2 separate regions of the Homo sapiens genome follow, and region 1 is linked to region 2. The links are chromatin loops, found by intact Hi-C in ENCODE. Cell type or tissue: GM12878. All regions are shown on one strand. Each heading gives the region's core, and the rest is flanking DNA. Links, peaks and the distances in the headings are about the cores only.

What was found. Hi-C counts contacts between places; a loop is a spot of excess contacts. Peaks named below come from ENCODE experiments on the same cell type or tissue, not always from the same donor. Only the 100,000 strongest peaks of a DNase experiment are listed, where the experiment ranks them.
Region 1: a loop joins it to region 2, with 2.1 times the contacts of the local background. A loop is called at or near these places in 1 of 110 quality-filtered maps.

What each region holds. Positions count from the first base shown.
Region 1 is chr4:115,432,617-115,444,334 of GRCh38, reverse strand. No RefSeq gene overlaps it. Among named protein-coding and RNA genes, the nearest start is that of NDST4, 320 kb to the right of the region's middle. In GM12878, for the core only: no CTCF peak of the experiment used is centred there; a DNase peak (open chromatin) is centred at 6,347.
Region 2 is chr4:115,227,430-115,239,147 of GRCh38, reverse strand. No RefSeq gene overlaps it. Among named protein-coding and RNA genes, the nearest start is that of NDST4, 120 kb to the right of the region's middle. In GM12878, for the core only: a CTCF peak has its summit at 4,554 (motif pointing left); a DNase peak (open chromatin) is centred at 4,437.

The DNA.
Region 1 (11,718 bases), core at 3,288-8,287, 200 kb before region 2:
CTCCTTGCTTTGTGCTAATAACTCTTTGCTAAGCCCTATTCTATGTAGCTGTTGAACATGCTCACAGGCATGTTCCAGCTCACAGCCTACGTCCCTTCCTTATTTAGAAATGTTATTACTTCTTTAAATCTATCGTAAGCAACTTCCTCTTTTCCTTTGTTCTCCCTTACCTTTACCTACTTAAAAAGGTTTTAGGTTGTTAGCAAATCGGGTGTCAGTTTAGACTGTGAGGTTTGGCTCCAACCAATGGATGCAGGACACAGCATTAAGGACAACCCAAATGCGTAAGGGATAAATATGTCTGCTTTTTCTTTGTTCGGTATACTCTTGTGGCAAGACTGGTGCCAAGTGAACTCTTTCTGCAGAAAGTAAAAATTGCCTTGCTGAGAGAATTAAATTTATGTTCAAGTGCTATTTCTTTGCGGCACCAGAGAACAAGCATTTTGCATTTCTTACATAGTGGTTGTAACTTGAAGCCAGGGGCAGAGAAAGGGCAGGTCGAAAGAAATGTGTAAATGTCTGCCCTTGGCTTTTCTTCACATTGTCGTTAAAAATATTGATTGTCTTTTAGCCAATAGTTGGAGTAAAATCAAAGCAGCCTAAAGGCCCTATTGGAGTCTTCAGTTCAGATCATCTGGTTCTTTCACTTATCCAATTCTTCCTTGTCCAAACTCCTGAACCTGGTGGATTACAACCTAAAAGGTCCATTACCTTTTACCACTATTTACAAAAGGGTTTAAGAAATATTGAGGAGAGAAAAGTATTCTTCACTGCCTCTCTTTCTAAACGAAAGGTGGTAGTTACAGCATTTTCAGCATCGGGATGTAGACATACCCAATGAAACACAAATGAAGAGAAGAAAGTGTTTCTCAGACCTAGAGAAAGATGAAAATTGGCAAATTCAAAAGATTCATTGCATGACAAGTAGGCAAGATAGAAAAAATTCCAAACCTAAGCCACATAACAGTTTATTTATAAATATGACGCATATAAAGAAAATTCTCAAAGCTTTTGAGAAACAGAGAACATCATCTTTAAAAGAAAAACACTATTATCAGATGGATATAAGATCTTTAGACAACAACCGTGGATGCCAGTATATATTTAAATTACAGAAAAAGTACTATGGAGTAATCATTTGAAAGCATTAAAATAAAAATATTTTAGAATATAAACTAGCCATTAAGAACATGAAGGTGACCCGAATAAATGCAAATATAGTCCATGTACTTAGATAAACTATATCCATGAAACAACCTAAATATCAATATAAACTCTACCAACATTGCAGCTATTTGTTTAAAAAACTTGATCAATTTACTCCAAAATTTATATAGAGAAGCAAACATCCACTAACAGGTGAGCTAACCTGCTAACCAGAAAAATAAATTTTATAAAGAGGGGTCATCCAACTAAGGTTTTAAAAAGAAAAAGTAAAAAAAAAAAAAGATGAATATGATTACATCAAAATTAAGGATTCATATCAGTGAAAGATATCATTGAAGAATCTAATAGATAGTGATATATTAAAAGAATATATTTGCAATGTCCAAAAGAGACAAGAAAATGATACCAAGAATATGCATGGAATTCTTATAAATCAGCAAGAAGAGATAGGAAATTTAAAAATAAAGAAAAATTCATAAGATGATAAATGCTTAAGACTAGAATAAATATGAAGAGAAATTCAAATGTCTGAGATAGCGAAATGAAAGATGAAGAATATGAATATGGTAATTGTCAATATTTTGATTCCCTTTGCACCAGGTCCTAAAGCAAGATCTCGTTGCAGGTAGTTGTGGGAAGTAATCACAATAGTGAGAGGGAAGTACAGGTGAGCCATGAAAGGGAGACAGTCCGATTAAGTATGTCTAAATGAGCAGGTGACTGCTATGGGAGACTGGTGCTTGATCCTATTAACAGTTCTGAGGAAGCACATAGAATGTGCTTATGCCGAGGTTACACCAAAGTTACACCAAGGAATTGAGAAGTGTGGAACATATCCGCTAACTTCTGTTTTTCATGCGTTGTGAACTCCCCTGTGGACACCAAATTCCTGGCACATGCAGCCTTCACTGAATGTGGGTTGAGCAGATTCCAGTGGCTAAATCCTTCAGTCAGAGGAACATAGGAAGCAGGCACTGGAACTGAGAAGCTATCAGCATGTATGGCTGCTGGTAAACTCAGAGATGAGCATAGAGGGCAAGACATTTACCACATCTGCTACAGTCTACCTCTTGCACTCTTGAAATTCACTCATGGCCCACAATGAGCCTACTGTGTCACTCTTCAGGCTGGTAGCCAATCATTGTTGGGTAAGCAGATTGTTTTAACAATATGAAATCTGGGCACCTTGAAAAAAGAACAGGATAACAGCAATTGTTCAGGGAATAAGAGAGATAACCATAACCTCTGACCACTGGTGAGCCGGGCGTAACAGAACCAGATTTCTCTTCTTTCAAAAGCAAATGGGAGAAATATCACTGAATTCTTTTTCTCAGCAAGGAACATCCCTGGGAAAGAGAATACGTGCCAGGGGGTGGGTCTATAGACAGCCCCCCTGGGCGTGGCCATCTTCTATGGTTGAGGCTGTAGGGGTGAAATAGACCCCAGTCTCCCATAGCGCTCCCAGGCTTATTAGGAAGAGGAAATTCCTGCCTAATAAATTTTGGTCAGACCGGTTGCTCTCAAAACCCTGTCTCCTGATAAGATGTTATCAATGACAATGGTGCCCAAAACTTCATTAGCAATTTTAATTTTGCCCTGGTCCTGTGGTCCTGTGATCTCGCCCTGCCTCCATTTGCCTTGTGATATTCTATTACCTTGTGAAGTACTTGATGTCTGTGACCCACAACCTATTCGTATACTCCCTACCCTTTTGAAAGTCCCTAATAAAAAACTTGCTGGTTATGTGGCTTGTGGGGCATCATGGAACCTACCAACATGCAATGTCTCCCCCGGACGCCCAGCTTTAAAATTTCTCTCTTTTGTACTCTGTCCCTTTATTTCTCAAACTGGCCAACGCTTAGGGAAAATAGAAAAGAACCCATGTGACTATCGGGGCAGGTTCCCTGATAACCAATGATTGGAGAAATGCAAATCAAAACCACAATTTGCCGAGATTTATTTTAACAGTCAAAATTGAAATTACTAGAATCTAAAAAAAATAAAAAAAAAAAGATGGTGTCCCAGCTGCAGAGAAAAGGGACCACTTAATACACTGGTGGGAATGCAAATTAGTTCAGCCACTGTATAAATCAGTTTGAAGCTTTGTCAAAGAATTTGAAACAAAGCCATTATTCAACCCAGCAATCCCATTACTGGGTATAGACCCAAAGGAAAATAAATAGATTTACCAAAACGACACATGTACTCATATGTTTATTACAGCACTGTTCATAAAAGCAAAGACATCAACCTACATACTCATCAGTGGTGGACTGGATAAAGTAAAGGTGGTACATATACACCATTGGATTCTATACAGCCATAAAGAAGAACAAAATCATGTCCTTAGTAGCAACACAGATACATAAGAAGGCCATTATCCTAAGTGAATTAACACAAGAACAGAAAACCAAATACCACATGTTCTCACTCAGGAGTGGGAGCTAAACACTGAATAAACATGGACAAAAAGATGGGAACAACAAACACTGGGGACTACTGGGGGGGTGAGGGAGGGAGAGAGAAGGAGGATATGGGCTAAAAAATTACTTATTGGGTGTATGTTCACTACATTTGTGATGAGACCATTGGTATTTCAAACCTCAGCATCACACAATATACCCATGTAACAAACCTGCATATATACCCTTTGAATTAAAAAAAAAGGAGATTCTTTCTTTAAAAAATGGTTCAAGAATTAATCCCAAGCGTTTAAATTTCTTAAGCTTTCCCTTGATGTTGCCAATTCTGCTGGTAATCAGACCAAGGAACTAGCACACTTTATTTTTTAACCATTTTTCAGGTTCATAAACTGAATTGATGCTTCAGGAACTGAACATTTTTCAATACAATTCCCACAAGATACAACTGAATTTTAGTGAAACTGAATACATGTTGATCAATCATAATGCTGAGGACCTTTTTCTTGACTAGAACATATTAATAATCCAAGGCCTGAAAAAATTTAATGAGTGAAAAGTGCAAGAAAAAACAACAACTGTGCAAAAATATACGCATGACAATTATTTTACTTTTTTCTTAAATGTAAGGAAACATCTTTTACGTTGGAATTACAGATTTTACTTAGGCTTTTCTATTTCATTCCCGATTGAAGTTGATAAGAGTACGTCATAAGCATCTATCTTTATATGCCTTTGTGTTTATGAATGAAACTTGTTTCAGTTCTTGACTCAATGATATATATTTTAAATAATTTTCAGTGAATTGATCAAACCCGTCTAGTTTAAACATGTTAATATTATTCCAAGTTGTATAGAGTTAAAAGTTTTTCTGGGGTCATTATTTTTAAATAGCTCAATGATTATTATATAAATATCTCTCTGCAACACTTTTGGCTGAATGGAATATACTGAGTATGTAGGTGGCTTAGTTTCCTAGCTTATGTACAAAGGATTGCAAACTCGGTGACTTAAAACAACAGAAATTTATTCCTTCACAGTTCTAGAAGTCTGAAATCTAGCACCTAGCAGAGCATCTCTGTAAAGTTTATATGGGAGTCGTTACTTGTTTATTTTAGCTTCTGTTTATTGCCGGAAATCACTGGTGTTCCTTGGCTTATAGATGCATCACTCTAGCGTGTGTGTGTGTGTGTGTGTGTGTGTGTGTGTGTGTGTGTGTGTGACTTCTTATAGGGATACCATTCATATTGGATTTAAGGTTTACCCTAATTCAGTATGACTTCCTACATAATTACAGCTGCAAAGACCCTCTTTTCATATTAGCTCACATTTATAAGCAGTGGGGTTTAACACTTCAACATATCTTTTGTGGAGAAATAATTAAACCTACAATGGTAGGCATAATTCAAAATGAAATAGAGAATTTTAAAAAGTGGAGAAAAAAAGAAATTATGAGCAATAGCAAAATGGTATAGATTTACTTGTGCCTGAAATGTTGAGAAAGGTATTTAGGCTGAAACAAAAACCTTAAAATATTTATTACATGGAGAATTCTTCATGTTTTAAAATTATATAGCTTGGTAAAAACACAAGAATTTGAGAAGGATGAATTAAATATATATCTTTTGCATAACACAAGATGTACTTATTCAGAAACTGTCACAGTTCCCCTGGACAGGATACACTACTCTTAAACATTTTTTTCCTTCATATTGAAACTAGATCTAGGAATCCAAAGATTTTTTGAAGCAGTACATTCATGAATTAAGTAGGCTAATAAATACATACTATATATTATTTATGTATTTTATTAATATAAATATATAAAGGCTATTTTGCAGCCTGGTTAAATTTATTTTATAATTTAGACTCAGTTGATTCTGAATGAATTCCTATCAAAATAAATAAAACGTATTTTATTGTGTTCGTTTTATTAAGGTTATCGTCAGTTAATTATTCTCAGAACTAGCCTACACTTTTTGAAGAAACAAGGTTCTATGTGATTTGTGATAAATATACTTCAAGAATAATCTGTTTGTAGAAATTCATTATATTTACATGATGGTTATAAATATGTAATAACATAATCTTATGTCATAAAATCAAATGCTCAAATTAATTTATTATATGCCATATTATAAATTATAAATACTAACTTTTCTATTATAGCTTTTATGAGAATTTTAATATCTTGAATTATCTAAGAATTATGACATATAACTCCCGAAGCACATTATTTTAAAGTTTTTATCAAAAAATTTCAAGTTTGCATTGTTTTTTCCAAAGACTGCAGATTAATCACCCAGGATGTATTTTTTAATGTGCATTGCTTTAGGTTGTACATAAATCTTGTAACAAAGTAAATCTCTGTAATTCGAAGAACCAAAGCTACTTTTACTTCAGCATCTGTTTTCCCCTACAGCCCTGTTGTTGCTGATTACTCTCTCAGTTTCAATTTGAAATAAAAAAATAAGATTCCCAAGTTTAAAATCAACGTGACTGTGGTGAACTCTTCCTATAGGAAAACATGATTTCAATAAACTTCTGGATGTTGCTGTTTATTCCAAGAAATGTATTCTTAAATATTAGAAATAAGGACACATGGAATACTTTTTTATTATGTCAGAATGTATTTAGAGCGTATATTCCCAGTGGATAGCTTAGGAGTAATAACAAATATCATGATTGCATGTAAAAATTGTATTACTGAGAAATATGAGATCTAGATTCTAGTCTTGTTTCCTTTGCATGACAGAGGAGTAAATGTGGGTAGCAAGACCAGTGACCAGTGACGGGTCTGAGGTTTTACACTACCTGCAAGCTAACAATGTGGTTGCATAGGTTAATGGATACTGGCAGAAAATATAAAATTATTTGCTCTAACAATGACTTTTACTCACAAAACACCAGGTAGTATGAGTTGCATGTTTGTATTGGTTTCCACTTGATCCCAATCACACGAGGGCAATGTGGACATCACAGCTCTGTATCCCCAAGCTTAGGAAACCCCAATTGTTATAGATGAGCTGGTGGTAAACCTGCCAGTCTGTGCCCATCACGGAGAGATCTTTGTTGACTTGATCAGAAAAGAAATCTAGCCTCTGTTTGGAGGAAGACACTATCCAGTACACTACTAAAATCGCTGCTATACAGAAATTTTGAGAAGATAGTCCAGAAAGAAAGTCTTTCCTGAGAAGAACAGAAGAAACATAAGGGATCCATTGAGGATTTTCTTCTAACATTAACAACTCTATGTTTTTATGCCTACTTGGCTTCAGATGAATTTTTTCATGAGCACTTCACTCATCTCCTCTGATTAATCTGTTCAATAGGAGCTGAAACCTAATCTGATCATTTTTTTTTCTTGTACTGCATTGAATAAGGTTGTTATCAACAGGACTCCAAGCAAAAGGATGAGCTCGATCTGCAGTATTGACTTCAGCCATGCCCTCCAGGTCCTGGCTGAGAAAACTCGCTAAACCATCAATATCTACCATACAAAGCCACGTTACTTACTGACATTTCCATTTGTCCTGAGGCATTAATCTAGGTACAGCAAGATTGCACACATTCCATAACCACTCTAGCCAGTGAGTTAAAGTTGAACCAAATGCCTTCCAAGACTGAGGTGATATTTCTTTAAATACTTGAAGGTAACGTATGACCTGCCCAAGATTCAAGTCACTGTGTCAAGTCGAGAGGCAAATTAATGGCTAATTTACATACAGAAAATAGAGTCCCAAAAGTGCACATAGTGCCCCTGGAAAGAAAGCAATATTTACACTTGTTGGGGCTTTCCAGATAGGACCTGCATTAATAGGGAGGCAAAGGTGAAATACTCCCTATGTGGTCACCCAACAGGCTGATTGGAGTTAGAGTTCCCAGTTCATTTAGAATAATTGAGTCTAGTCCTTTTATAGAGAAATACCTGAGATCAGTCAGTACCACCTGTCCTGTTTGTTCATGCCACCAGCCAGGTTGCATTCATCCACCCAAAGGAATGATGGAGAATAGAAAACAATTATAGCTGCTTTAAACTGGGACCATTTCTGCAGTTTCTGATTGTCTTCCAGGTAAGCTTAAGAGGAATGACAATCAAATCATGGTCAGAGTTGTATGTTAGGGATGGCATACCTAGCAGCCAAGTAAGTACGGTTGACTTTGGAATGACACAAAAATTAGGAACACTGACCCTCCACATAGTCAAATATCCATGTATGACTTTTAATTCCCCCAAAACTTAACTATTAATAGCTTACTGTCGACTGGAAGCCTTAGCAATAGCAAAACAGCAGATTAACACATATTTTGTATGTTATATGTATGATATATGTATGATATGTATGATATGCTGTTTTCTTTCAACAAAGTAAGCCAGAGAAAGAAAATACTATTAAGAAAATTATAAGGAAGTGAAAATATAGTAACTACTTATTAAGTGGAAGTGGATCATTTTAAAGAACTTCATCCTCATTGTCTTCCCATTGAGTAGGCTGCAGAGGAGGAGAGAAAGGAGGTCCTGGTCTTGCTATCTCAGAGGTGGAACAGGTAAATGAGGTTGAAAGGGAGGCAGGAAATGCAGGGACACTTGATGTAAGTTAACAGTAATACATAATAATTTCTATTTGACTTTTGCTTTTCTAAAAATATTTTTATGCAGTACAAATCTTTCTTCTACCATTTGCTTTAGTTTCAGTTCTGGTATCATAGAAATGTCTATGTCATAAAAGAAATCACAAGCAGTCTTGAATAATCAGATCTCTCTGCCACTGTGTCAAATGTCAATTGGTTTTCTGGTGCTGCTTCTTCTGTCTTTTTCCTCATGATCTAGCACTGGTTTGGAAGCACTCATCTCCATCAAGTAGTATTCCTTTAATTCCTCTGGTGTGGTATCTGTTAGCTCTTGAATTTCTCCAAGATCCATATCCTGAAACCCTTTACCCCTCATTTTTGTTGCCACATCCACAATCTCTTTCATGGTTTTCTTGATTTGCTATGTCATATATCCTGTGAAGTCATGCACGACATCTGAATATAGTTTCCTCCAGCAGGGATTTATTGTTTCACTCTTGATGGCTTTCACAGCTTTTTCTGTTACAACAATGGCATCCTCAGTGGTGAAATCTTTCCACCAACTTTCATGATGTTCTATCTATCAGGTTTTACCTCCACGGTGTTGACAATCCTTTGTATAGAGTATCATGTGTCATGAGCCTTAAAGGCCCTCATGACTCCCTGATCTAGAAGCTGATTTAGAGACAGTGCATTTAAGAGCATATAGACCTCTTTGACATCTTTAGTATTGAACTCATGGATTTCTGGTTGGCCAGAGGCATTGTCCAATATCAAAAGAACTGTAAAAGACAGTCCCTTACTGGCAAGGTACTTCCTGACTTCAGGTACATCAATGGAACCAATCCAGAAAAAGTCTTCTCATTATACATGCTTTCTTCTGATGCAACCCCAAAACTGGAAGCTTGTGTTTATCTTTTCCCTTCAAGTTGTAGGCAGTAGCAGCTTTGTAGATTAGTGCTATTATAGCACTTACCATAAAGATGACTACATTTGGACAAAACAGTAGAGTTGGCTGATCTCTTCTTTCCTTAAATCTTGCTACTTGTTTCTCTTTCTCACTAATAAATGTTCTTTGTGGCTTTTTTTTTTTCCAGGATAAGGCCATTTCTTCTGCATTAAAAACATGTTCAGGCAGATAGCCTTTCTTCTCAATGGTTTTCTTAATGACATCTAGGAACTTGTCTGTCGCATCTTGCTTAGCAGAATATGCTTCTACTGTAACCTTGATTTTTTTTAAGCCAAATCTGTTTCTAAAATTATCAAATTATCTTTGGCTTACATTAAATTATCCAGCTTTAGAACCTTTACCTTCCTTTTGCTTTAAGTTATCATGTTATGACTTTGCTTTTCCTCAAATGACATTAGAGTCTATAGTAATGACTTTCTTATAAAAATCCTCCACCCATAAAAGCTGCATTTTTAATATGGGATAGGAAGGTATTTCACAAAAAGTGCATGGTTTTTATGTCTGTCAGCATAGCTACAGTGATGGCTTCATGAATTCACTTTTCTTCTTTTACTTCAGAGTACATGCAAGATATTCAGGTAACCAGGAACTAGTGGTGAGGTTATGCAGAAAAGTGTGGTTTAAGGGTGCAGGTGAGTGCCTGCTGTTCTGCAGAGAAAAAGATCAGTGTATGTACAAATCTGCAGAAGGATTTGCAGCTAAGTGGAAACTCTGTGGGATGCAATCACACCATATAAAAGCCTTCAGCAGTGTATGGTGAAGGGTGGGTGTTCAGTAGTAACAGTGAGGGTCTGGTGGTGAGCCTCTGGGACTCAATCTGCTGAGAGAATGGTGGTGCTAGTGTATGCAGAGACTCCCAGGATACTGGATTCTCTCTTTAGAAAGTCATAGGAAGGTCATTGCCAGGTCAAACCAAAACTGCAAGGCTGCCAAGGGACCATGTGTTTTGGACCTGCGGCTTGAGGAAATCTCCACCATTTGTCCTCACATTCATTCCACTGAACAGGAACTATTGGTGTGGGTGTGCAGAAGGCAACAGTTTCTCCCGTACCTTTTATCCAGAAAACATGATATACTTTGTAAAGGAGAAATGGTTCAAGGAATTTGGTTTTTATTATTTCACAGTAATGAAGGATGAATTTAAAGTTTAGAGGCAATATATTGATAACAGACACATATAGCTAGGCTTTAGGAAGCTCTCCTATTTTAATTATTGAGTACTAGTTGACCCATCCCAATATAAAAATATCAGGCCAGAGAATCATAGGGTCTCTATAGGTTAGGTGTCCCATTTCAATAAGCCCTCAGTAGCAAGTTGCTTTTCAAAAAAGTAGTCATGTCAGTGAGGTTACAAGTCCAGAACAACAGGGAATTGCTCTAAGAGGCAGAGGCCACTGCCGCTGGAGGCTCCAGATGGAAAAACTAAAATACAGACTTGGACTGATTTCAATACCCAAATAGTACAATGAGAGTTGAGTCACCTTTCTGGCTCTTGGCACTGAAGTGGTGGCAGTACTTCTACCACTGCTAAAGGGGTAGAGTATTGTGAATCAACCTGCATAAGCCTTGGAAACTACTTGGCATTCAGGATCCTGAATTTTTTCAAAGTTATTTAGGCATCCCTTCTGAGAGAGCTGTGATGACTCCACAATCAGGGACATTGCAACTGAGGCTTCTAACTTATTAATCAAAAGAATGTCATTTATACAGTAAAAACTTTGCAAATCATAGGGTAGAAGTATTTGCATTAGATCATGACTCAGTTGCTGGTGGCAAATGGCAGGAAGTTTGTCTTACTAGCTCTTCTACACTTGCAGCTCTTCCCTGGTAGAGATAATTGTCTTTGGCACTTATAGAATAAGGAAGTACAAGCATATTAACCCACATAATTTTTACTACACACTCAGACCTAGAAGTAACAGAAAGAGAAAATTGAAGAAGCAAAATAACATAAATAACCCTCAGAGACATGTTAGTTCTCTTTCTCACTGTAAACCCTGCCTAAACTCACTTTGTTGAAACCATTTACCTTCATACCCAATGGATCTAAGTAGGTTAATCAATTGAATACCATTGACTGAGCAAAGCCATAGAAGTTGAAATCTAGGAATGTATGCCCTTCACTCCTACTTGGACACAAGGAGACCTTGGCCCCACTTTTAATCATCTTTCTCCTTAAAGTGGCTGATGCTGGGATTGAGAGAAGGGTAAATTTAAAAATGTATGGAGTGAGAGAGTGGCTTTGTTGCAGCAAGCAATATTTTGCATTTGCTTCCCATTTTGTGCATCATATCATCTGCCTGGACTTAACTAAACAAAGTTATGGTTTTGTCCCAGACAAGGCTCCACCTCCTCATTGCTGATATGACTTATTTCACTTTTAGGAACCCCTGGACCTTTTCTTTTATCCTGCTAAGAGGAAAGCGATTAACACCCAAAGAATAATTTGGGCACCTTGTTTCAATACTCATTAACAGATAGGACAACGGAGGGATCCTATTTCAGTCCTCCTTGTCCATAACTTGGGAAAGAGCATTCCCTACCATTTCCCAGAGTGGTTTTTGTATCTTCTATCACATAGATAGCCTT
Region 2 (11,718 bases), core at 2,510-7,509:
CTCTCTTTTCCCACTGGCACTTTAAAAAACTTGAAAATATTTCCCACGTTCACAGTTAAATTCCTGGGTGGTGATAGGGCATAAGCGGGGGTGGGGGGCGGGTCTGATTAGCTTTGCTACTGTCATCTATGTTTGGCAGCAGCCTCCACACAAAACCATACTGTGGACTACTGGTCCAGCTACAAAGATTTGCAAGTGAAAAGATTCTACAACATAAAAGAAGTGGAACTTGAGTTCAATGTAATAAGAAAGGTGTAATCTTAATTATATAATTTTAATTTTTGGAGGTGTAACTTTCTGAGAATGTGTCAAAAAGGAGGTTATAATTAAAATAATATAAAATATCAAATTAAACTGAAAAGGAAAATTACTAAAACGCTTGAAAGATTACATCGGAGGAAAAATATTATAAGGAAATTAATACCTCCAAAGCCATATTAAAATAAACTTTATAAATCATGAAGAGCTGAACTAATGCTGCAGAAATAAATAAGAAAACTGAAGAAAAACTTGTGAGCCACACATAGAATGTGGAGGTAACAAGGAGATAAATATATATATATAATATATTTCTAAATTGTATTTAGAAATAACCACAGCTAGTGGAGCAGATGCAATATTCAAGCTAGAACAGATGAAAAAAACAGTGATCTTAAAAATTACTAAAACCTATAAATGCCAATGACTCACTGAGATGTCTCAAAATTGGTAAACATAAATCAACACCCTTAAAAGGTATGTTTTTTGTGTAAAAATAAATTAATATAAAATAATATATACACATCCAGATAGAAAAACCAGCTACTGAAAAGCAAGTAACAAAAAAATTGTTACTTATGAGTACACAAAAATCATATTGGCCGAAGTTTTCTCAACAACAAAATTCAATAGTGGAATACCATTCTAGTTTTTCAACATTAAGAAAATTTTCTAAAGACTAAAAAAAAGAGACTCAAAAATTTGAAAAAGTAACATGATGGTATTAATACAATAAAATATATAAAATATACATCACAATTCACCAGAGATTTAGCAAAGAAACAACTAGAAGACATCACATGAATATTTAGCTACGTTTTGTCTAAATGATTATTATAATTTTGTAAAAATTAACATAAATATTAAATCAGAGAAATGAATTCTGAAAGATGAGGTTAAAAACAAACCACTGAATTTTCTCTAAACATAAATCTAATAAATTAGAATTTAAAAATCAATTTAGGAAGAAGATGGGAAAAGGTAACAAGAAAAAGATGCTCATCTTTTTTTGTAAGCAAAAGATAATGCCAGCAACTACCTCCTTTCAGACAAGGGGATGCTCCTGTTAAATCTTTGGATGACTCTGTCTTCTTACCTTGTCCAGAGCTTTCTCAGGACTTGAACTTAAACCAACATCTTAAGACTATTAGGGAAAGGCCAAGCCAACATTGGAGAACTTGGCCCCTTTTACTTAACTAGTGCTAGCAATGAACTGATTCCAGATTTATTCGTTTGTAAGAAAGATAAAGTATTTTTATATGTAATTGTAATTAAATTTCTAGTTATTCATAGTTAAATGCAATCTCAATTCTCAAAGGTATTACAAGATCTTACCTCATTCTTAAAAGTAATAAAAAAAATCAGATTAGCATAAGCATTTAGCAATTAGCATAGCCATAAAATCACCCTTAGAGAAATTTAAAATATTAGGCACAGGGCCCAACTTTTCTAGAAAGTTAAAAAATGATATAAATAAAACATAGTCCATAAAGTAAAAACAAAACACTAGGAGCATCGAGAATAGAAATCATAAAACAAACAAAACAAAATAAAATGAAAGTTATAAAAGAAATTAAACATTTTAAAAAATAAAACCTTATTGGAATTCAAGATCCATATATTCATTATTGATAAAATGTAAAATGTTGGCAAATAATACATAACTGAGCAAAATTTTATCAGAGAAGTTCAAACAAAAAGATGCAAGACTAATAACAGTAATAAGCAATAAATAATGAAGTATATTTCAAGGCAAATTAAAGAAGTCTATAATTTGGATAGAAAAGAGGCTTTGCTGAACTACATAACTTTAAATATATATGAAGGAAATTCTTTTTTTTTTTTGGAGACGGAGTCTTGCTCTGTTGCCCAGGCTGGAGTGCGGTGGCGTGATCTCGGCTCACTGCAAGCTGCGCCTCCGGGGTTCAAGCCGGTCTCCTGCCTCAGCCTCCTGAGTAGCTGGGACTACAGGCGCCCGCCACCATGCCCGGCTATTTTTTTGTATTTTTAGTAGAGACGGGGTTTCACCGTGTTAGCCAGGATGGTCTCGATCTCCCGACCTCGTGATCCACCCGCCTCGGCCTCCCACAGTACTGGGATTACAGCCATGAGCCACCGCACCTGGCCTGGAAATTCTTATAAATACAAATACAAATTGAAGGAAATACAGGAAAGGACATTAACAAACCACTCACAATCTTTCAAAATATATGTAAATATATATATATATATATATATATATATATATATATATATGTAAGTATCCATACTTCTTATGTAAAAATATAGTTTACATAAAAATAAATAGAAAATACAATCTCTGCTTTTGCCTACTCTCATCAGCACAAACACAATGAGAATATAGAGAGTTGAAAGGACATTTAACATAGCCAAATATGTAGGATAGCTCTTAGTTTTAAAAATTATTCCCTGATCACAGTCATATATTAGATCATGAAGAAAATCTCAGAAAACTCCAATAAATAGAAACTACTTCAGCCACATGTTCTTTCAAAAGGTAATAAAATTATGAATTAATTGAGCAAAAACCAAATAAAACATCCATTTGATTATTAATCAACATTCCTCTGAAAAATTTGCTCAGTTAGGAAATTCTAAAACAACTAGAGATTATTACTGAAAGTGGGAATACTTTTAAGTGCTTTAGGATGTATCCACATTGGCTTCTGAGGTTTATAAAGTGAAATGCTTACATTTAAATAATGAATTAAATTAATTAAACATCAAGTTAAGAAGTTGAAAAAAAAGTAGGATATGATAAATAAAAAAAAAACGAATAGTGGAGAAATAGGCAAGTTAAAGACAAATGTTATCAACTAGAAAAAGAAAAAACCACAGAATAACTAAATTAATCCAAAAAATATTTCTTTAGTAGATATAATCAAAATATAAAATATATAAAGCTTTTACAAGTTTAATTAAATCACCACACAACTAGGAATATTTATGACTAATGATAAAAACACAAGTATGGTTTTCAAATATAGAGAATATTACATCCTTACCAAAATCTTCTAAAAACAAAACATGATTTCAACAAAATAATAATCATAGTAAAATGAAAAGAGTGAAATAAATAACTTTTTAAAATTCTGAACACAGGTGATTTTATAGCAGATATTTTAGGTTTGTGTGGACATTCCAAGTCTGTGCAAAATCTTCCAGAATATAAGAAACATTTTGTTAAAAAAATTTTTTAAAAACATTTACAAACCTTTATATCAAAATCTGATAAAAATAAAAATGAAACTTTAACCTTATTTCGCTAATGCATATAGATGCAAATGTCTAATAAATAAAATACCAGCAAATCTGATCTTAGTTTCCTCAATGATTAATGATTACTTTAAGTATCTTTACTATCAGTTAGGTTTTGATATGCATTACAATCAAATGCATATCAAAATTATGTGCCAGGTCTCCAAAGAGAAAAATGGCCGAATTGAACCACAACTCTCCTTTTCTTCCTTGTGTCTTGTGTGTACTGCTTTGCAGGATGCATTTTTCTGACCTGAGATCATGATAGAAAATGTTATCAACTTTACTATCCAACCCATTAATTACATGTTTTTATTTTATCCATGTCTTCTTGCTTTTTTCTTTTATTCTTCTTAGAGAAGACCACTTTATTAAAGTATGCAATATGTTCTCATATCTTAATATGACAATTAGTCTTGTTTTGTTTTTGCTTTATTTTCTCCTTTCTCCATTGGCTTTCTTTTCTCATTTTTCCACTTTTTGTTAGTTTTGGTCGCTCACTTTTCATGTTGGTGGCTTTCCTCAAATATCGGGTAAGCTTTTACTATTCCATTACATTTAAAAGTGAAACACTTGAAGCTGATTGGAAGCTCTCTGTAAAGGCTTTGTTGATTGAAGCCATTTACTGTGGGATGAGCTGCAATGACTCTGTCTTTCCTTAGTGGTGTCTCCTAATTTCCTGCTGTGCAAATAAATACCAGATTGCTTCGTTTATTCCCAGAATGGGGAAAGGGACCTGAGTTCTGCTTTTCACTCAGGCTGGTTATAGTCCCAAGCCTGGCCCTGTCCTCTTCTATGCTTGTAGTTCATGTACTGAGTTTTCTTAGAAAATAAAACTTTAGTGTTGAGGGATGGATTGGTTGTAAGAAAGGGACCTGGGAGTGAGGAGTCAATATAATACAATACAGCCTCTTACACAACCTCCTGTTTTCAGGTTCCCATTTTAGCTATGTCTTTTTCAATAACTTATGTTCCCAGGAGCTGTGGAAACAATTCTATTTTGTGTCAGGCATGCCCCCTGCAGGTACTTTTTTATAAATCCGCTAAGTGAGGAACCATATTCTCTTTATGTTATTTTCTCTCTTGCTGTATTGGACTTTATAGATTTTTATGTATTTTGAATTCCTATTTTAGTGAGTTTTCATAAAAAGAGGAGATAAATGTCAGTGATCAATCAATGGTCCATGTCTAACCAGAAGCTTCAGAGTCAAATTAGTGAATTAGAATGATGTAATCCTTAAGAAAAGTTTTGATTGTGTAATTTTTGATTATACATAATAAAATTATCATAAATGAAATAAAATTATTTTATGCATTCTATCTCATATAATCATGAATTTATCTACTTTGTATTTATCAAAGACCCTATGTAGTCTAAACATGCTTTTCTTGCATGTGGCTCTAGAATTTAATCCCTATTATATTAAAATCTAGCAGAAACATTGGGAAAGAATTATAAGGTTTGAAATTACTCATGATTTTTTAATCATATTGCTGTTATGAGTTAATTTATTATTAATTTGTGTTTCTTCCTTTAAGTGAAATTTTAAAAATTGCAATTGATTGAATACTCAGTATAGCTGTATTCCATTTCATTAAAAACTTAAACTTACACATCATATCATACAATTTAATTTGAAGATACCTTTCAGCTATATATTCATGATAGGAAGATATTTCACAAGTGCATGCTGTAAAAATTGCTATGGTATTACTTTTTTTTTTGTCACAGAAGCCATATTATTGCTGAGAGCAAATAAGCTTAAACCTCAAAGGATTTACTTCGGAAGTTAAAAGGTCCACTAAGGAAGTGAAAACCCACAATGCTCTAATGGAATTTAAACATAGCAAAACCTCTTCTCCCTCACACTATCATTAACTGCTATGAGGCTTTTTTGATGAAGTTTAAAAAGCTTCTTCAATAAATTCCCATAAGCAAGCCAAAGTAAGGACAAAGTGGTAGCCTGAATTTTAGAGCTATATTTTCTTGTTTGATTTTATTTAATAGCGCTTTATTACTTTTAGCCAGTTTATTGTTTTCTGTCACCTGACCCTTGGAGTAAAAACAGTATTGTCGCATGACTTAATATTTAAAAGTCAATAAGGACACAAGAAAGGCACTGTGTGAGACTTTTCTAAAGACATGCTTGAAATTCACTGACAAATAATCTTTTCTCATTGCTATATGCAGGAGTGTCTTGCTAAACATGAAAAATGGGTTTTTAAGCTCACTTGGTGGGAGTAATTTCAGTTATAAAATGTAAGCCTCTCTTCATAGGAAATTCGTGTAAGATAGACCCAGATCCCTGAAATAAAATGGTAAAGCAACACATAAACATAAAAAGACCAAAGACAAGTTGCATTTTCTTAAAAAATTAAGAATCAAGACCAGCTATTTAATTTTTAATTACCTTTTTTTAGTCACTGTAAGTTTTGTAAGATAAAAAATTGAAACCTTTCAAAGTCATAATCTGTTTTCTAATTTTAAGACTCAAAATCCTCAACTTTAGGTTTCTGGTCCCAGGGCAACTAAAATATTTAAAAATTTTTTAAATGAGGTAAAATTTTGCGAAGAAACTGAAATAACCTTCAAACCCAGTTCCACTAGAAAGGAATACATAAACTGAGCTATACCATGACATAGCACTTTCTACAATTTCTTTCACACACAACTCCTTTCTTCCTAAGGCTTAGGGATAGTTTGAAGATTTAGATTTTCTTCTACCCAGTTTCCTTTACTTCTTCTGGGGTTTAATTTTCCTGCTAGTCCTTCTACTTTAGCTTCTTAATTCATTCAAAATAGTTCAGGTTATGCTGTAGTAACAACTCCAAATTTTCACTGGGTTACCTCAATAAAGATGTGCTTTTGCTCTGAATTTATGGTACCTCCACAGCAATATAAGCTTTCACACTAGCTGCAGCAAGGGAAGAGTCAGGCTGAATAATGGATCATTGCTTTCCATCAGAAATAAGATACCTCACTCCTCCTAACATTAGATTGACCAAAACAGTCACACTGTGTAATTCAAGGGGGAATGATCTGCCTGTAGTCCTTGCTACTTGGGAGGCTGAGGCAGGAGGATTGCTGGAGCCCAGAAATGCAGAAGGGCCAGACTTTGGTGAACAGGGGTAGAACCTATCAAGTTTTTTTTTTCTTTTTACTGGACTATTTTAAGTTCATTAATATAACTTAGAATCATAATTTTCTAATTTTGCTTCTATCATTAGAATCAACATTTTATGATTGGATAAAAAGCAGGAAGAAATGGATATGCAGGGTTTTACATCAAGGAAGAAATAGAAAACCTTTGACTCTGGTCATACCTCTGTTCCACATGCATTCATAAGCTCTTGGTAGTTCAGTAGACCCAGAATACTTTCTATGATTAAGAAACTCAAAAGGATAACTTTCAAATTATTTCAAGAAGAAATGAAAAATTGTATCAAATTATTTTCTGTGGTCTCATATCTATACTCACATATTTTGCTCTGTCTGCCTTACATTTTTCAATGTCAGAAAGATTATTCCAGGAATATTACAGATTTTTTATGTCTCCTAATGTCTATTCTTTCTGCTTGGAAAAGAAAACCTAGGGCTATGCAAATTCATGGTCACAATGTCTCATTTTAACTATGCTTCGCTTACACAGCATTTTAGAACATTAAGAGTTCCCTATGTAGACAAACTTTTAAATAATTTACCCCCTTACCTTTTGAATCATCTAGATTTCACTTTTTACTTGATCATTCCTTCAGGCTACAGAGGCCCTCTAGATTCCAATATTAACAATAATTTCCTCTTGTCCTTGCATACCTCAAACTAATATCTAAATTATCTGCTTTTCTTCATAGCCATTTGAAGAGTTATTTTTCCATCTCCACTTCTTCGCCTTTTATTCACTACTTGTTATATTATTTACTATCTTTGTTTTTGTAGGAAAATCTCATTTAAAATTCACAAAAAAGAAAGCAATAATTTCTCATATTTCTCTTACCCCAAACCATCATTAATATTTTGTTATTATTGGTACCATTGTCACACTGAAATGTGTTTGTTGTTTCTGCATCACTCTGCCATTCTTTTTGTGTGTCAAATAAAATTTCCATATATACATGGGTTTATATCTATGCTGTGGTTCTATATCTAGGCTTTCTCTTTAGATCCTTTTCTCTATGTGTTTCCTACTGTGCTAACCCTCTCCATGTTAATTACTATAGCTCTATAGCTGCTCTGAGGATCTGGAAGGGCCAGTCTCTTCACATTGCTCTTTTTTTCTAGAATTCCTTTGCCTATTTTTGATCATTTGCTTTTTGATGCAAACTTTAGAATCAGACTGACAAATTAAATGTAAAATGTAAAGTTAAGTGAAACAAACCATACTGAGAATTTTACTAGAATTGCAGCCACTTTGTTGTTTGTATCATAAAAATGTTGAATTTCCCAACCCTTGAAATAGTTATATTTCTATCGATTTTAGGTTTTCTTTAATATCATATAGTCAAGTTTTATAATTTGCTGTCTACAAAATTTACACACTTAAAAATATTTACTAATAATTGTATAAGGAATCAATGTTGAATTTTCTTGCATATTTTCCATTTTTATCAAGATAATATAATCTTAACCTTTTCATTTAACATGTTGAAGTATGAATTACTTGAAGCCTTTTGAATTATAATACATTTTTATTATTATTATTTTTTGAGATGGGGTCTCCCTCTGTTGCCCAGACTGGAGTGCAGTGGTTCAGTCACAGGCCACTCTAATCTCAAACTCCTGGGTTCAGGCAATCCTCCTGCCTCAGCCTCCCAAGTACCAAAGACTACAGGCACATGCCATCACACCCAGATAATTTTTTTTCCTTTTTCTTTGTGTATAGATGAGGTCTCACTATGTTGCTCAGGCTGGTCTTGAACTCTTGGCCTCAGGTAATCCTTTGGCCTTGGCTTCCCAAAGCTCTGGGATTATAGCATGAGCTACTGTGCCTGGCATGAATTACATTATTTTTATAGATGTTCACCCCATGTAAAAGCCACCTTGTGAATATAAATATGCAGGGTGAATTTTTCTCTTCATTTATTGTCAAGGTTAAGATTTTTAAATTCTCCAATCAGTTCCTTTCTGTGCAATGGGGTTTAATTTTCATTAAACTGTAGGGGTTTGCTTTATGTAACTCAATTCTGAATCTTGGGCAGGCTCTGAGTTTTATCTTCTCTCCCTCATACCCCATTATGTAATGAGGTTCATTAAAGCAAAACCTCAAGTTCCCAGGGTTTGTCAGAAAACCCTCTGGCTGAAAACAAGCTTTGGTGTTCACTTACCTCCCAAGGTTCCTGCTTTAATTTCATTTTTAATCACAGTGTATTTCTTACTTTTGTGCAGCTCAGTGATGCATTAAAATTGTTTTCAACTTTTACCCAGCATTTGAGTTGCTTTAATCAAATCCAAAGTATCATTCTGATCTTTAATCTGCCATATGCCAGATATAGAACACTATGGACTGAAATCCATTCACATCTGGTTTTTAACCACAAAACCACCACTAACACTATTTTTGTCAAAGATCATAACCAAACATACAGAACTTGTTTAGCCCTTACTTGCCCAGAAAAATTTCTGATTTGGCTACTAGCTTCTTCTTGGTGCACTTACTTCACTTACATTTTATAACAAAACACTGTTGGGTTTTTTTTTGTTTTTTGGGTTTTTTTTCTTGTTATTATTATTATTATTATTATTATTATTATTATTATTATTGGTATTTCTTTTGCTGCTCCATCTCAGGCTTTATTCCAGACACTAAATGTCAGAGAGATTGAATCTTGGGGGTAGACCTTGGGCATTTGCTCTTTACAGTTTCTTCCTACATGAGCTCACATATTCTCAAGGCTTTATATAGCAACTATATCCTGACAGCCTCCAAAATATATCCCCTACCCAGACCTCTTTGAAGTCTCAACTGATTAATGCAACTGTAAACTTGATTCATCCATATATAAGACTTTCAACTACTTATCACACTTATAATTGAACTCTGCCTTTTCTGAAAGTGATTTGTTACTAAGTTCTTTCTCAATAAATAAAAGGAATATACATACATTCAAGTGAACAAGCCAGAGACCTAGAAATCATTCTAAATTACTTTCTGTTCTACCTTGCCCAACCACCACCTTTCCAAATTAAGTTCATCAGCAATTGCTATCAAGTCTACATACAAAAAAAAATCTCTGTCTCTGCCAAACCATTGTTTGCGCAGGGTCCATAATTTCTCACATGAACTCAACCCAAGTCTTTTAACACCTCACTCATCCCTGCAAGCTAGTCTTGATACAGCAGCTAGAGATGTACTTTAAATCATAAATTAGATTATGCTCCCACTAATTAAAACCACCCTATTATTTGTGCAAGAGAAACAAAACCTATCTTTCTTACCATTTCCAAAGAGCCCTTAAGGCTATGATTATGTGATTTCTACCAGACTTCCCATCCTCATCTGGTATAATATGTCCTCAGCAAGTCCCTGAATATACAAGCTCGGTGTGACTGAAAAGGTCTTTCTCCCACTAAGCAAAGTTAGAACAAAAGGCTTCAGCTTCACTACCACAACCTCAGAGAACAGATTCAACACCACCCACTGTCCTATTCTTTTCCTGCCCCTCTGCCTACCCTCCATTATTCTCTTTCAGAAGTTCGCTTCTATTTCATTCACAATACTTGTTTCAATTTCCAAGTTTATGTCCATTTCTTGATAATTTGTTAATTGCCTATTAGATAATACATTCTAAGATGATATGGCCTTGTATATTTTATTTTCATTATTCCCAGTACAGTATCTGATACTTCCTAGTTGTTTAATAAGATAAAATATTGTGTGTGTGTGACTGTGTGCGTGTGTTAACTGGAGAGGATACATTTTATACTAATTTATAACATGCAATCAGAAAAATATGAAAATCTTAAATGTTCTAATGTTCTTTGTTCACATGTCATCATACTCAATTAATAATTAGCTGTTAAATCAATGAATGCATATCTAAAGTTTACAGCTTTAACTATCAGATTTTTTTAACCATTCATAGTCTTTTTAAATATATAAGTATGCATTTGGTATACTTGATATATACCCAACAGATAGATATACATAAATCAATAAAAACATATGCACAAGTGTTCATAGAAGTTTATATATTAGAATTCAATAACGAGAAACAGCCCAAATGACCACCATAGCAGAATGAATAAATTGTGCTTTATCTGTAAAAGTAAGAATCATGTAGTAATGGCAGTACACAAATTGCTGCTATGCAAAACACAAAGGCTCAGTATCAAATTTGTATTATTCAGTGAAAGAACCAAGACATAAAAGGAAATATACTATATGATGCCAGTTATGTAGAGTTCAAAAATAGGTAGAATTAATATATGACAGAAGTTAGTATAGTGGTTGTTTGGAGAGTAATAAGAGAGAGCATAAAGGAGGCTTTAGAGATACTATAATATTCTATTTCTTGAATATGTGGTATGTGTTAAGAAATGAAAAACCATTTAAAAAACCAATGAAGACCATTATTTCCCAATTCCATTGCAGGCTAAACTTTGTTATATCAAGGAATAAAATTACTAGGTCACATGTTCTACATCAGTGGATACCACCAAAGAATTTTCTTTTTTTGAGATGGAGTCTCGCTCTGCCGCCAGGCTGGAGTGCAGTGGCGCGATCTCAGCTTACTCCAACCTCTGCCTCCTGGGTTCAAAAGATTCTCCTTTCTCAGCCTCCGGAGTAGCTGGGACTACAGTTGCGTGCCACCATGCCAGGCTGATTTTCTGTATTTGTAGTAGAGACAGGGTTTCACCTTGTCAGCCAGGATGGTCTTGATTTCCTGAACTCCTGATCTGCCCACCTCAGCCTCCCAAAATGCTGGGATTGCAGGCATGAGCCACCGCGCCCGGCCTGCCAACAATTTTCTAAGTTATTTTTACTATTTTGCACTCTCACCACCTGTATGCGAAAAGTTCATTTACTCCACATTCTTACTAGAACTAGGTATTGTCTCTCTTTTAGATTTAACATTTTGGAGACTGTGTGAACAATGGCATTGCCTCTTAATTTGCCTTTTTTGCCGTTAGTGAGATTGGGAATTTTTCATATGTTCCTTGGTCCCTTTTATAATGCCCATTGA